Regions from separate parts of the Homo sapiens genome. Here region 2 is linked to region 1. A link is a contact called in ENCODE Hi-C or POLR2A ChIA-PET data. All regions are on one chromosome and are shown on one strand. Each heading gives the region's core, a stretch centred on a gene start or an enhancer-like site at or near the end of the contact. The rest is flanking DNA. Distances are from core to core; before and after follow the strand shown.

Evidence for each region. A loop is a pair of places that touch in the nucleus more often than their neighbours do. ChIA-PET counts read pairs that join two places held with the same protein, here RNA polymerase II (POLR2A). Pooled maps may share reads with other maps.
Region 2: a map of naive thymus-derived CD4-positive, alpha-beta T cell shows a loop between it and region 1 (8-fold over the local background). The contact joins the promoter of CRY1 here to the enhancer-like site in region 1. A Hi-C loop is called at or near these places in 3 of 168 maps with a recorded cell type or tissue (CD4-positive, alpha-beta memory T cell and naive thymus-derived CD4-positive, alpha-beta T cell) and 10 of 50 pooled maps. POLR2A ChIA-PET finds 5 or more read pairs at or near these places in 4 of 52 experiments (CD4-positive, alpha-beta T cell, activated CD4-positive, alpha-beta T cell, activated CD4-positive, alpha-beta memory T cell and 1 more).

Annotation. Positions count from the first base shown.
Region 1 is chr12:107,367,288-107,369,987 of GRCh38, reverse strand. All of the region lies in intron 1 of ABTB3 (ankyrin repeat and BTB domain containing 3), which reads right to left. Among named protein-coding and RNA genes, the nearest start is that of ABTB3, 50 kb to the right of the region's middle. Within about 2 kb of position 1,292, at least 3 of the 41 ENCODE cell types and tissues checked have a DNase peak (open chromatin) inside an H3K27ac peak, as active enhancers do; they include CD4-positive, alpha-beta T cell, where a contact is called at or near this core.
Region 2 is chr12:107,092,134-107,094,833 of GRCh38, reverse strand. CRY1 (cryptochrome circadian regulator 1) reads left to right here and starts at 1,285. Exons shown (of 13, transcript NM_004075.5): 1 at 1,285-2,030. The coding sequence starts at 1,873. RefSeq lists silencers at 814-893, 1,224-1,453 and an enhancer at 994-1,143.

The DNA of each region.
Region 1 (2,700 bases), core at 43-2,542:
GAGGCTCAGAGAGGTTGAGGGAGTAGTTCAAGTTCACGTGGCTGTAAGTGGTGGAGCCAGGAACAAGCCTGGGTTCCTCTGACCCCAAGTTTAATGTTAGTTTCATTATGCCTCACCACCTCCCAGCATTACAGGAAATCATCAGGGCTCCCCTACTCAGAATACACCAGGCAAATTCTGCCAAACAAAACTCATTCTGTTTTATTTCTTGAACAATAAGGTGCAGAGAGCTCAGAAGAGAACAAAAGCTCAGAAAAAAAAAAAAAAAAAAAAAAAAAAACCATGTTTGGGCTGGGTATGGTGGCTCATGCCTGTAATCCCAGCACTTTGGGAGGCCAAGGAGGGTGGATCGTCTGAGGTCAGGAGTTCGAGACCAGCCTGACCAACATGGTGAAATCCTGTCTCTCTTAAAAATACAAAAAATTAGCTGGGTGTGGTGGTGGGTGCCTGTAATCCCAGCTACCCAGGAGGCTGGGGCAGGAGAATTGCTTGAACGTGGAAGGCAGAGGTTGCAGTGAGCCAAGATCACACCATTCACTCCAGCCGGGGTGACAAGAGCGAGACTCCATCTCAAAAAGAAAAAAAAAAAAAAAAACCCTTGTTTGAACCTGATTTATAATAAAGGTTGCATCTCATCTTGATGGGGAAAGGAATGGTTCTATAATGTCGAGAAAACTGGCTCACTAAATGAATTTGGATCCCTCTCAAACACAATATATGAAAGTAGACTCTAAGTGGATGAAAAACCTAAATGTGAAAGCAAAGTTACAAAGCTAACAGAAGAAAGTGAAACAATACCTTTGTGAACTTAGGGCATGGAAGGTCCTCTTAAATAAAATCCCCAAGGCACGAACCAAAAAGCAAAAAGAAAAAAAAGTTGGTAGATTTGATTACATCAAAATTAGGGCTTCTGTTCAACAAAAGACACTGTGAACAAAGTTAACAGAGAGGTGGCAGAGTGGAAAGTGATATTTACAATGTCTAAACCCAACAAAGAATTAACATCTAACTACATATGTAACTCCTATAAATCAATGAGAAAAGAAAGGAAATGCAATAGAAAAATGGTCTGTAGATATGAATAGGCAGGTCACAGAAGTGGAAACCAGAATAGTCAACAGGCAGATGAAAAGATGCTCAAATTCGTTAGTAATAAGATAAATGAAAATGAAAGTAACAATAGATTCCACATTATACTCAACAGATTTACAAAATTACAATGTTGAGTAATATTGATTGTTAAACAGGATATGGGTAAATGGGAACCCCTCCGCGCCACTGGTGGGGGTCTAGACTGGCATAGCAGTTCCAGAGACTCACCTGGTACTGATTATCGAAACCAAGTTTGTATAAACCCTGTGACCCGACCAACCCACTCCTGAGTATAGATACTTGCATGGGGTCCATATGGGAACAAGTGAAAGGAGATTGTTCCCATAATGACAACATTATTGTTCACGGTACTGGGGAATTGGATGCAACTAGTTGCCCATCATTAAAGAATGGATAGACACAAAATATGATGGGTGCCAACTATGTGATAGTCATTACACAGTTCACCAAATATTTCCAGTGTCTCCGTCTCTTAGATTCATAGTAGGCTTGCAGTTCCCACTGCTTTTAAAGTGGAGAATGGCCATGTGACTTGTTTTGGCCACTTCTGGGCAGGCTTTAAAAATCAGTGTGCTATTTGTCACCTTCTGGACAGAGCCTTTAAGAGCCAGTGTGTGATTTGCTACTTGCTCATCTCTCTGCCGTGTTGAATGGTGGAGGCTCCATCAGCCTACGTCTCCAAAGCAAAACTCTTATTAACGGGATGGATATGTAGTGGAGCCAAGCAGTAAACCTGCATAATTTTAAGCTGCTAAGATTTTTGTGCTATTACCGCTGCATAACTTAGCCTATCTTGATGGAGTTAACTGTGCAGCTGTTAGAAATAATAAGCTAGATGTACAACCAACATGGATAGATATTGAGAACATAGGTGAAAATGGAAAGATCAGGACAAGCTCCTTTGTGCAATATCGTTTCTATAAATCAATAACACACACACAGAAAGCAATTTTACATGTTTTATAAAGACATGTACCTGTTCAAGAGCATATATTAAACGCCTTGGATGAGTACCTACAGGGGAGTGGAGATTATAGACAAAAAAGTGAAGAACTAAAATGAGAGAGAGAGGCCGGGAGTGGTGGCTCACCCCTGTAATCCCAGCACTTTGGAAGGCCAAGGCAGGCAGATTGCCCGAGCTCAGGAGTTCGAGACTGCCCTGGGCAACATGGTAAAATCCCGTCTCTACTAAAATACAAAAAATTAGCCAGGGTGGTGCCGTTCGCCTATAGTCCCAGCTACTCGGAGGCTGAGGCACGAGAATCGCTTGAGCTGGGAGGAGGCAGAGGTTGCAGTGAGCCGAAACTGCGCCACTGCACTCCAGCTTGGGCTACAGAGTGAGACTCTGTCTAAAATAAATAAATACATAAAAATAATAAAAATAAAATATTAATAAAATGAGAGAGAGAGCCCTTGCATAATGATAAAATTTCCGTGAACTTCTGAGTATGAATAATTCAACCCTCTGTTGAATCCAAGATCCAAAACAAAAAGGAAAGAGGAAAAAGTGTAAATCATTTTTCTTGGTTGACTTCAGTATGCATTTTAAACTCTTCATGCCAATCAGTCAAGCACAGAGTTTCCTTT
Region 2 (2,700 bases), core at 36-2,535, 280 kb after region 1:
TCAACTAATTTTCACGGTAGTGTGAAAAGTGATGTAACAGAAACATACTTGGAGAACCCAGGGAGGTCCTAAATTTGCCCTAGGGATCAGGAATACTTTCAGAAATTAGTTATTATTTCATCTGAGTCTAAAGGGATGCGTAGAAATATCCTAGGTAGCTCAAAGGTGGTAATATTGAGTACTGGATTCCAAAGAAGAGTATTTTATAGAGGAAAAAACAGCAAAGGTTAAGAGACAAATTGTAAACCCCAGGAGGGGTGGGGTTTTAGTCTGTTTTATTAAGTATCTCCTGTATCTCTAGTGCTTTGAACAGTGCCTAGTTCATTCAAAAAGTAATCATTGAATGAATTTAAGGGCATCATATATCTAAGGGATGCCATGGCCTGCAGTTCACTGTCGCTGGAAAAGTAGACAAACGTCCAGTTTCAAAGAGACCGGTAAACTACATTAAATGTAAGAGACGAGGGGTGAAAGGTTGATGATATATATCGCTAGTATTAAAAAAATTCCAGGAAGTCCAGGAATGCCTGGCATCCGTCCTGCCAATTACCCTTTTCCCCAGAGTATGTACAAGGGGGAGGAGGCACCCAAGGGCCAGGAGAGTGGAGGGGCACAGCTCCACAATCTCCAAAGTAGGGTTCTCTGGCCAAAGCAGGATTGAAGCACATGGTTTGGACTTGAAATGTACGTGGAGCCTCCCACTCTCCTCCTTCCACTCCATCCTCCCCTCACTCTCCGCCCGACTCCACCACTGGCTCCTGAAGGAAACCGGACAATTTCCAGGCCCTCCCCAAATCCCACGGGAGGAATCGCCGAGCGCGCTCCTGCCCGCCGGCCCCGCCCCCTTACCCTCTGGAACGCAGCGAGAGCGCACGCGCGCCTAACGGAGCAGCGCGCGCGCCCGCAAGCTCCCCGCATCCCCGTGCTCATCCGGGTCTCAGCGAGCCTCGGCCAATGGTGGCCGCTCATGGCCCTTGGGGGCGGGGCTAAGCCTTCCCTCACAAGGGGCCTGTGGTCAACGCGATTTGCTTCCAAGGGACGGCCACCAGTCGGCACAGGAAAGGGGCAGAGGCAGTGAGTTCAGCGTGTGGACGAGGGTCAACAAGTTTGGGATCAAGCGGCTGCCGCTCCTCCAAAAGCGACCGAAGCGCGAGCAGATTACCCCTCCGAGCCAGTGTAGTAAACACACTTCAGAAACGTGAGGTGCCGGTGGTCACGAGGGGAGCGCGCCCTCCAATGAGGAGCCGGGGGCGGGGCCGAGGCCGCTGACGCGGCGGCGGCGGCAGAGTCACCCGGGCAGCCTCGGGACCGGTCACCGGCCGGCAACCGTCCAGCGGCCTCGACCACCGCCTCTAGCCTCCGTTCCCGGTCCTTTCTCCCGGGCCGAGAGACAGCGTCGCCGACAGGGGCTCATTCCCCTCCGGTTCTCCTCGGTGACTCACCTCGGGCGGGCCGTTTTGTCTTTAGGGGCCGCCTTGGTGGGGCGAGGTTTCCGTGACGAATCTCCTGGGGCCGTCCGTGCCGGCTCGGGCCGTCGTGGCGGCTCGAGCTCCTGGAACTTGCTCAGGCTCCGGAGGTCCGAGGCCCTCGAAGTTATGCGTCGCCTCCAGGCGGTTGCGGCGGGCGCGGGCTCCTAAAGGGCGTCACACCCGGACTCCGCCGACTAGGCAACCTCCATTCATCTTTCCACTGCGCCTCCGGCGCCCCCGCCTTCTCCGGTCCCCTCCTCGGAGTCATTTTTTCCTGTTCCCCCTCTGCCGCCCTTTCCTCACGCCCCGGGTGAGGCAATTCTCTTGGAAGCGAAGGTGTCGGCTATGAGCCGGAGCCTCCTTCCTTGAATTTCTCCGTGGAGGACCCGCCGCGCCCCCCGGCATGGGGGTGAACGCCGTGCACTGGTTCCGAAAGGGGCTCCGGCTCCACGACAACCCCGCCCTGAAGGAGTGCATTCAGGGCGCCGACACCATCCGCTGCGTCTACATCCTGGACCCCTGGTTCGCCGGCTCCTCCAATGTGGGCATCAACAGGTGGCGGTGAGTCACAAGCCCGTGGGAAATGGATTTGGGTGTTTAATGAGTCTGATGTTAATGAATTCCATGCGATCCGCCAAATCTGTGAATTTAGACGTGGGACTGTCTTGCTTATACCGCTTACGAATTTTAGGTGCCCTAAGTATTAAATAGAATTGACTTAATACTTCTCTGGCCAAAGAGTACTGACGACCTGAAACACTCGGTCTTCATCAGTGAGTTATGTGTCTTTCTGTGCTAACTGGAGCTCCTCCCCTGAATTTGTGGAGAATTCTTAGTGCTGGAGTTAAAGAAACACCTTTCCTGTCCTTAGTGGCCATTGTATATGGATTCCCTTGGCCTTTTTGTGGCATTCGGAAGGATTGTGATGTTTCCTGTTTACGTTTGTGTCTAGGTAACTCATAGTATGGAGAAAAATCATTCATTCAGTACAGCAGGCTCCAGATCCAGTGTTCTTCCACCTTGAGGTTACTGTGGGAAAAGCAAGGGAAACAGCATTATCTGGTTTCTCTGCTCGGTTCTTTTTCTCAACTCCTCCTTGTGGTTGCCGAGACAAAGCACAGTTTTTCTTTCTAGGCAAGTTGTAGTCCTTCTAGGGATCAGAGCACTGAAAGAAATCTTAGAGATGCTTTATGATCTTTTCCTGAAACACCAGGCTACATGATTGTTAGGC